Linked DNA regions of Homo sapiens: regions 2 and 3 are each linked to region 1. The links are chromatin contacts, found by Hi-C or POLR2A ChIA-PET in ENCODE. All regions are on one chromosome and are shown on one strand. The core of a region is the stretch at or near the end of the contact, and the rest is flanking DNA. Distances in the headings are between cores, read along the strand shown.

Region 1 (2,983 bases), core at 155-2,654:
GCCCTCAGAGCTTATATAGTAGAGGAGAAAAAGTGAACCCATAATATACAGTCAGTAGCGAGTATTTACTAAGTACTTTCTATTTGCGAGGCCCTGATAAAAGTACTGTCCTGGCCAGGCGCGGTGGCTCACGCCTGTAATTCCAGCACTTTGGGAGGTCGAGGTGGGCAGATCACCTAAGGTCAGGAGTTCGAGATCAGCCTGGCTAACATGGGGAAACCCCGTCTCTACTAAAAATGGAAAAATTAGCTGGGCATGGTGGCGGGCGCCTGTAATCCCAGCTACTCGGGAGGCTGAGACAGGAGAATGACTTGAACCCAGGAGTTGCAGTGAGCCAAGATAAGATAGCGCCATTGTACTCCAGCCTGGGTAACACAGCGAGACTGTGTCTCAAAAAAAAAAAAAAAAAAAAAAAAGTACTGTCCCTGTATTAGTTAACATTCAATTCTCAAAGCCTTAGACTATTTATATTTTATTGACTAGGGAAACTGAGGCACAGAGAGGTTAAGTTACTTGCCCAAGGCCTGCACAGCAAGTAAGTGCCGGAATCAAATTTGAACCCTGAGCCCAATTCTTAGATATCACATTCCCTTGCCAATAACATAATATATAACATAACATAATGATGTGATATATGTTATATAAAATAACTTTAGGGGCCGGGGGCGGTGGCTCACTCCTGTAATCCCAGAACTTTGGGAGGCCGAGGCGGGAGGATCACTTGAGGTCAGGAGTTTGAGACCAGCCTGGCCGACATGGCGAAACCCCGTCTCTACTAGAAATATAAAAAGTAGCCGGGCGTGGTGGCAGACACTTGTAGTCGCAGCTACTCGGGAGACTGAGATGGGAGAATCGCTTGAACTTGGGAGGTGGAGGTTGCAGTGAGCCGAGATCGCGCTACTGCACTCCAGCCTGGGTGACGGAGCGAGACTCCCTCTCAATAAATAAATAAGGTAATTTTAGGCCCTGAAAAGTTTTGTGAACAAAATCAAGAGGAGTATGTAATGTTTTGGTGGAAGGGTGCCATTTAGAAGGGGGCAATCAGGGAAGGCCTGCCGGAGGAGGTGGCCTTTGAGAAGAGACCTAAAGACGATGAGATCTGTGGGAAGAGAGATCGAAGCAGGCCACACAACCAAGGAAAAGGCTCTGGGGCAGGCACTGCAAGAAAGCCACCTGTCTGGGATCTAAAGTTTCCAAAGTTTTAGCTTGGCCAAGGCCCCTGCGCTACAATCACCCTGATTCGAGGTGTCCTGGAGGTTACCAGTTCCGCGTGCGAAGTTCTGCCATTCCCGCGGGGCTGGAGCCCCGAGGCTGAACTTCCCACGGGCGGTGGGCGTGGCCGGCTCACCTGCGGGGGCGTGGCTCCCGGCTGCCCCGCCCCTCGGAGGAGCCGCCCGAGGTCCCAGACGCCCGGCGCAGCGGGAGCGGCGGGGCGTGCCTGGCCTGCGGGACGCGACTGATCGCAGTGGGGCGAAGCGGGGCCGGAGCCGCCCGCGGTCAGGTGGGTGCCGGGAGTGGGGCGCGGGACTCTCGGAGAGCCGCGATGATGGGGGGCGGGGGCAACCCTGGGCCCGCTCGCCCTGAGACGGGGAAGGGCCTTGGGGCTCCCGGATGCCCCCTGCCCCGTCCTGGGGCTCTCCGGGATCTGGAGGCCTGGCTGGGGTCCCATGCCCCCCACCCCAGCGCAGGTAAACAGCGAGGACGGGGCGGGGCCTGGGAGGGAGAGGGAGGGGGCCCTTGTGACTGCGGGTGAGCCTGGTGCGCGGGGCTGGGCAGGCCAGGGTAAGTTGGTGCGGCTTGCGGGGCTGGGCCACGATGGGAGTCTCCTGCCTGCCTGTGTTTGTGTGTGTGTGTGTGTGTGTGTGTGTGGCTTTGCGTGTGTGTAAGAGAGTGTGTCAGGCTGTGGGTATGAGGGTGAAAGCGACTGTCCGTGTAACCCTGTGATGGGACTGTGTGTATGATGTGACACTTTTAGCAATGTGAAAACGTGGGCGACCTCTGACTGGAATGGTGTGTGTGTAGAATTGGATTGCTGGTAGCACTTTACGACCAAGAGCTAGTGCGACTGTAGTCGACTTTCTGCTTGGCCTGATGTGCATGTGTGTGGCTGTGTGTGTGGCTGTCTTCATGGCAGAGAGTGGAACTGGTTGTAGGATTAGGTGTGATTGACCAAGAGGCTGTGCGGCTGTGGTTGTCTTTCTGCCTGTTGGTGTGTGTGTGTGTGTGTGTGTGTGCGCGCGCGCGTGTGGTGGACAGTGTGGCACTGGATCAGTGATAGGTGACTATGATTGACTTTTGATTGTGTGTCACTGTGATGGTGCATGGGGCTGGGCGGAACTGTGTCCAGAAGTGGAGCTGTTTCATGGGACGGTGCGCGTGGAACCTTGGGGTTGGATGAGTGAGGTGTGGAGGTGTGTGAAGCCGTGTGTGCGTGTGTGTGTGTGTGTGTGTGTGTGTAGAGAGGAACTAGAGGGTGTGTGATCTGCATTGATACCGTGGCTGGCAGTGGTGTGCAACGGAGAGTTTGTGGGAGATGGGAGTGGAGACGTGGACATTTAAGTGGGATGCTCCTCCAAGCGGGTGACAGGATGGAAAAGGGGGTCCGCGTCAGGGATCAGTGTGTGGGACTGTGCCTATGATTATCAGCTGTGCGGTTGTGCACCCGGGGCTCTGTGTGAGTGTGGGAGCTGCTGTGTGTCTGGGACACAGCCCGAGTGCTGGATGGCTGTGGTTGAGCCGTGTTTGTTGCTGTGGTTGTCAATCTGGCTGTGGAGTGGTGTGTGTAAGGCTGTGTCTGAGGTTATAGAGGGAGGTTTTACATCGGCAAAATTGTGTGAAGAATGGTTGTGGTTGTCAGGATGACTCTTGAACCTGTGTGGTTGTGAGTTCAACCATTTATGATGTTTGTGTGTGAGGTGTGAGAATAGGTATGGTGTGATATACACAAGCACACAGATTGGCCGGGTGCAGTGGCTCATACCTG
Region 2 (2,983 bases), core at 244-2,743, 250 kb before region 1:
ATGTAGATACCTTATACTTCATCAAACTCCCATCCATGCTTTTTTTTTTTTTTCTTTTTTTTGACACAGAGTCTCACTCTGTCGCCCAGGCTAGAGTGCTGTGGTGCGATCTCTGCTCACTGCAGCCTCCGCCTTTTGGGTTCAAATGATTCTCCTGCCTTAACCTCCCGAGTAGCTGGGACTACAGGCGCATGACACCACACCCGGCTAATTTTTGTATTTTTGGTAGAGGCGGGGTTTCGCCATGTTGACCAGGCTGGTCTCGAATTCCTGACCTCAAGTGATTCGCCCACCTTGGCCTCCCAAAGTGTTGGGATTACAGGTGTGAGCCACCGCACCCGGCCCTATCCACACATTTTTGCATCTATTCCTTTTATATTTATTTACTTGCCAGTCTACAGTAAGGATTATATTTTCCTTCTCTTCCTTATTTATTCATTTATTTATTATTGGTATGGATTCTGGATTTCTGTTTTATCCAGTGGGTTATAATCTGTAACTATCATTATTGTATTGTTCAAATAATTCCAGATTTGGCCACTGGGAGCCCTTTCAAGCTAGCTCATGTGTGAGTGGGAATCTATCTAGAAGATAGAATTTCCTGATGGATTGGGTGGGTTGTGTGTGAGAGAAAGCTGGGGTTTATTCTTTTTTTTAGAGACAGTGTCTCACTCTGTCACCCAAGCTGGAGTGCAGTTGCACAATTACAGCTCACTGCAGCCTCCATCTCCTGGGCTCAACTAATCCTTCTCCCTCAGCCTCCTGAGTAGCCCAGCTAATGTAAAATATATATATATATTTTTAGAAATGGGGTCTCGCTATATTGCCCAGGCTGGTCTCAAACTCCCAGCTTCAAAGTGATCCTCCTGCCTTGGCCTCCCAAAGGGCTGGGATTACAGGCATGAGCCACCATGCCTGGCCAGGTTCATCTTTTGGCAAATATTTATTGCCTATAAGTTGAGATAAAAACATTATAAAAGCAGACAAAGGTCCTTGCCTTCACGGGGCTCATGTTTTTGTGCATGTGACACTTTTGTTTCTGATCCAAGCCATTGGGGGACGATGGCACAGATTTTAGGAGGGTGGATCAGTCTGGGGCAGGTGCAGTGGAGCTGCCTGGTAGACCAGCCTCTGCTTCCACTCCTCCCTCCTCCATTAGCCCCATGCTTACCATGTAATGACTTCCTGCTCTTTTTCTTCACTCAACAGCCAAGACAATGCAAACTCCAGTGAACATTCCCGTGCCTGTGCTCCGGCTGCCCCGGGGCCCTGATGGCTTCAGCCGTGGCTTTGCCCCTGATGGACGCAGAGCCCCCTTGAGGCCAGAGGTTCCTGAAATCCAGGAGTGTCCCATAGCTCAAGAATCCCTGGAATCCCAGGAGCAGCGGGCACGAGCCGCCCTTCGGGAGCGTTACCTCCGCAGCCTGCTGGCCATGGTGGGTCATCAGGTGAGCTTCACGTTGCACGAGGGTGTGCGTGTGGCCGCCCACTTTGGAGCCACCGACCTGGATGTGGCCAACTTCTACGTGTCACAGCTGCAGACTCCCATAGGTGTGCAAGCAGAGGCGCTGCTCCGATGTAGTGACATTATTTCATATACCTTCAAGCCATAAAGATATTGTGTTCACTTTTCTGCTTGAGGCTAAGGCACTGTATCCCAGGCCTCCCAATGTTCCCGAGCCAGGAACTCTGGGCCCCATGGAGTTATGAGCTCCCTTGGAATTTTGAGCCAAGCTTTAAGCAAGTCTGGACTCCTGAGACCTCCTGGGTCTAGTCAGTAAAATTCTGCAACTCTAGGAATTCTAAGATCCCATTGGAAGGAATGCTCTACCTCACAGAACTCTGAACCCTACAGAAATATGGGCCTGCTGCCATTTCCTGAAGACCGGGGCATCGGGGTGGGGTGATAAAGGATACAACCTGCACAGGGGGAAGTTATTAAAGAGGCTGCAAAGTCCAGCCACCCTGAAGATACTCCCCAGTGCTCCCCTCCTGCTAAAGAACCAGTTACCCCAGGAAAATTCGACTCCTGTTTTTCTTTAATTAACTATACCGACGGGGATGGAGTCATCTTTAGGGGCTGGTAGGGTGGTTATCCAAGGGCTGAATCCAGTGGAGCTGGGCCAAGTACGACAGGAGTCCAGATAAAGGTGTAGGGGCTGCACGGCCGCAAGTCTCCTGGAAAGGCTGGAGTGACCGGCATGCCGGGATTGGGAGATTAGGATTTGATTTCATTTTGGGGCGGGCGGTGGCTCGTGCTGGGTCACGTGGTCGTGCCCAAGCGCTCCTCCTGTTGCCCCACCTGTGGTTGCTGTGGACTGCACACGACAGCAGATTCGCTGTCCCCTCGTTGGAGGCGAATGGTCGGACCCCGAGTGGCGGCGCCCCTGATAAAAGGCCGAGGATTCGCGATCAGGGTGCAACTTCACTCCCTCCTCTTTTCTCTCCAGCCTTGCAGCGTGGCCGTTCACATCACGCGCTTCACTAAGCCTCCTATCACTAGTAACCTTTCAGCGCATTGTTTAAAAAGAAAGCAGTTTCTGTCCCTTTCTGTAGTTCCTTTAAGTTCAGGATGTAAGCGAAGCCTTCCATTAAGTAAAGGTGAGTGTCGTTTCGTCTCAGTCGCGAAAGTGCGGCGGCCGATGATGAACCGCGCCAGGAGCAGCCTCAGCGGCCATCAGTCCATTCGCAGCGCCGGCTCCGCCGAGGCCCGGACTTAGCTCTCGAGTTGCCTTGGCGACGACGCAGCTCGCTCCGCCCCAGTTCCCTTTTATGGTTTCAGCCCCGCCTCCTCTAGTTAGCCGGGTGCGCTTCGGCAAGCGTGGCGAAAGTGCGGCGGCGAATGTCAAGCGTTGGGTCTGAGCCTAGGGGTGTGGCTTGAGCTCACGCTGGTTCTTTCTTGCCTCGGTGATCCACCAGCCTTGTCACCCAGGATTTAGGTTGGCAGATTCGTCTCTCGCCTTTGGAATTTCTACCTTCTCCT
Region 3 (2,983 bases), core at 333-2,832, 220 kb before region 1:
GCCTCCATCTCCCAGCTCAAGCGATTCTCCTGTCTCAGCCTCCCAAGTATCTGGGACTACAGGCACGTGTCACCACACCCGGCTAATTTTTGTATTTTTAGTAGAGATGGGGTTTCACCATATTGGTCAGGCTGGTCTCGAACTCCTGACCTCAAGTGATGCACCCGCCTCAGCCTCCCAAAGTGCTGGGATTACAGGTGTGAGCCATTGCGCCTGGCCAGGAGGTGACTTTCGAGTTGAGATCTGAATGGCAAGTCAGCTGCGGCTTAAGCTGCAGGAGGGGAGGGAAGCTGTCAGAGGGAGGGAAGAGCAGTTGCAGACCCGGAGGCGGGAACAAACCACAAAGCCTGTAGAGTGGCTGAGGAGGCGTGGGCGAGCCGAGGGTGAGCCCCGGTGGAGTGCTGGCATCAGGGGGCCTTGTCCTGGGCTGAGGAGTTGAGGTTTTACTCTCAGTGCAGGGACAGGTGGTGCCGAGTGAAAGCCTGTGGCAGCAACCAGCCCGCTCCTGCACGGTCTCCTAAGCTAATTGTGCGCCTGCTTTGGGTCTGAATGGCGGGGACTGCACAGGACGTGGGTTTTCCTTCTACGGTGGGAGGTGATCTCAGGGAGTCTCCCTGCAGGTCCCCACCAGGTCTTCTGTGTGCCTACCATGGGCATGCAGTTCTGAAGCGCTGACTGGTGGTGGGAAACCTAGCCTGGAGATTGTCCCAGCCATCCCACCCAAGGCAGGGACAGGCCAGTGGGGCTACCCGAGCAAAGGCTTAGGGCAGCTGGTAGACCGGGCTGCAAGAATGAGGCCGCAGAGTTAGTCTTAGAGTAGCACCTGGCAGGAGGCTGGCTCCGTAAGCCAGTGCTCGTCCTTGGCATTGTTGACTCAGTGGCTCAGCTGATGAGCCCGAGGCTGCTGGGGAAGGTGTCCTCCTCAGCCTTACAGCTCCAGCCCCCGCGTGATCCGCGTTTCTCAGGCCTCTGGGTTACTGAGAGGCTGTTGGGGGTGGAGGTGCCCAGCGGTTGTTCACTGGGAAGAAGAACTCACCACCAGCGTCCCTTCATTTTTCCCAAGGAGTCACAGGCAGAGGTTTTTCCGAACAGGCTCAGCAGCCAGAAGTCCCCGCCTGGGCTTCCAACTGCCTACAGAGGTAGCTGCAGCCCTCCCCTCAGGCTGGCCTGTGTCACTGCCCTATTCTATGTCCAGGCCTCCCGGCACCCAGCCGCTGTCCCCATGAGTGCCCAGGGGAGCTCCCAGTTTAGCAGGGGGAGAGGGTTCCCCAGTGCAGAGTGGGTGGGAAGCCCGGGGCCTGTGACCTGTGTCACAGGGCATCTGAGGATGTTGTTCCTGGAAGGCAAGTGTGTGGCCACGGAGCTGACTTTGGGCTCTCATTTAGGAGGCTGACTCTGAAGGTCATAGTGGCTCAGCAGTGAAAGAGGAGGATCCCCACAGTGTGTGGTCTGTGTGGTCACTCAGGGATGTGACCTTTCTGACCCTCCTCTTCTTTGTCTTGGGTTGGGGGTCCCGGCCATATCCCCTTCCCAGGGATGTGCTAAGGTTTCAGGGAGCTCGGGTACATAAAGGGCTTGCCTGAGATAACTGCGTAGTAAATGACAGCTGTCAGTGGACTCCCTGCCGAACGTTGGGACACCACAGTTACGGACTTGTGCCAGGAGCCCCAGCTTCCTGCCACCCCTCACCGTGTACCTCAGAGTTCTCCTTTGACAACCCTCCATCTGGCTGTCCTGTCCCTCAGGGGTGGGCATGAGGCCCAAGTTCCTTCCTTCCTTTAGCCCACGTTCACTGAGCACCTGCTGGCCGGGCCCCAGGGAGCCACCCAGGTGGCTGCCTCCACAGCCGGGCTGGGCTTTATAACTAATTCTGTCGTGAGAGACTGGCCTTGGTGCCAGACCTCCCTCCCGGCCCACCTGCCGCCTCTGGGTTCCTTGTGGGCCACCGCCTCTGAGCAGCTGCTGCTTTTTTTTTTTTCTCATTTAACTTTTTGTTTTGTTTTTTGGTTTTTGAGACGGAGTCTCATTCTCTGTCACTCATGCTGGAGTGCAGTGGTGTGATCTCACTCACTGCAGCTTCCACCTCCTGGGTTCAAGCGATTCTCCTGCCCCAGCCTCCCGAGTAGCTGGGATTACAGGCACGTGCCACAACACCCGTCTAATTTTTTTTTTTTTTTGAGACAGAGTCTTGCTCTCTGTCACCCAGGCTGGAGTGCAGTGACACGATCTCAGCTCACTGCAGCCTCTGCTTCCCAGGTTCAAGCGATTCTCCTGCCTCAGCCTCCTGAGTAGCTGGGATTACAGGCATGTGTCACCATACCTGGCTAATTTTTGTATTTTGTAGAGATGGGGTTTTGCCCTGTTGGCCCGACTGGTGTCGAACTCCTGACCTCAGGTGATCTGCCCACCTTGGCCTCCCAAAGTGCTGGGATCACAGGCATGAGCCACGGTGCCTGGCCCGTTTAACTGTGTTTTGATGGACATTTTCAGACACAAGAAAGTAGGAGTATAATGAGTCTGATGGACCGACCCACTTTCTGGCTTCAGAATTGATGACTACATGGCCAATCTGTTCCTGCCTATCTCCATGCCACTCTCACCTGCATTATTTTGCAGCAGCTCTAAGATAGCTATCATTTTACCTATACATTGCTTGTGAAACAGTGGGAACACTCAGCCCCAAGCCGGCACCCTCTGTCCTCCACTGTCATCTGCCCCAGGCCCAGGATCAGACCACTGGGAAAGTGGCCAGGTAGGGCTGTGTCTCTTGTGGCTCTGCACACATGAGAGGTGGTGGGTGTGGTGCTCAGAGAAGAGCCAGCTCCACCCCCCAGCACCCCGCACAACCTTGCTGTTTGAAGGAGGCCGCCGCCCCAGGAGGGGCTTTAGGGGCTGCCAGGAAGCCCGGAGAAGGGCCTGGGGTCCCTCTTTGTTCCTGGTTCCCGGCTGCTTCACTGGCTACTCCATCTCTGTGTTCATTTGC

The links. Hi-C counts contacts between places; a loop is a spot of excess contacts on that map. ChIA-PET counts read pairs that join two places held with the same protein, here RNA polymerase II (POLR2A). Pooled maps may share reads with other maps.
Region 2: a loop to region 1 is called in a map of mammary epithelial cell, with 6 times the contacts of the local background. The contact joins the promoter of GEMIN7-AS1 here to the promoter of KLC3 in region 1. A Hi-C loop is called at or near these places in 7 of 168 maps with a recorded cell type or tissue (GM12878, MCF 10A, PC-3 and 4 more), 8 of 37 single-sample maps with no recorded cell type and 9 of 50 pooled maps. POLR2A ChIA-PET finds 5 or more read pairs at or near these places in 3 of 52 experiments (OCI-LY7 and WTC11).
Region 3: a pooled map shows a loop between it and region 1 (4-fold over the local background). The contact joins the enhancer-like site here to the promoter of KLC3 in region 1. A Hi-C loop is called at or near these places in 1 of 168 maps with a recorded cell type or tissue (transverse colon) and 8 of 50 pooled maps. POLR2A ChIA-PET finds 5 or more read pairs at or near these places in 3 of 52 experiments (OCI-LY7, activated CD4-positive, alpha-beta T cell and activated CD8-positive, alpha-beta memory T cell).

Annotation. Positions count from the first base shown.
Region 1 is chr19:45,339,346-45,342,328 of GRCh38, forward strand. KLC3 (kinesin light chain 3) reads left to right here and starts at 1,405. Exons shown (of 13, transcript NM_177417.3): 1 at 1,405-1,501. RefSeq lists a silencer at 1,301-1,390.
Region 2 is chr19:45,088,898-45,091,880 of GRCh38, forward strand. It overlaps GEMIN7-AS1 (GEMIN7 antisense RNA 1), which reads right to left and starts at 1,494. Exons shown (of 2, transcript NR_134887.1): 1 at 1,172-1,494. It overlaps GEMIN7 (gem nuclear organelle associated protein 7), which reads left to right. Exons shown (of 3, transcript NM_024707.3): 3 at 1,210-2,621. The coding sequence starts at 1,218. The coding sequence ends at 1,613. RefSeq lists silencers at 779-952, 2,653-2,837 and enhancers at 894-1,889, 1,890-2,884, 2,495-2,544.
Region 3 is chr19:45,116,994-45,119,976 of GRCh38, forward strand. The region is part of intron 1 of PPP1R37 (protein phosphatase 1 regulatory subunit 37); the gene reads left to right. Among named protein-coding and RNA genes, the nearest start is that of PPP1R37, 25 kb to the left of the region's middle. RefSeq lists enhancers at 1-93, 272-431, 1,972-2,021, 2,202-2,251. Within about 2 kb of position 1,583, at least 7 of the 41 ENCODE cell types and tissues checked have a DNase peak (open chromatin) inside an H3K27ac peak, as active enhancers do; they include OCI-LY7 and transverse colon, where a contact is called at or near this core.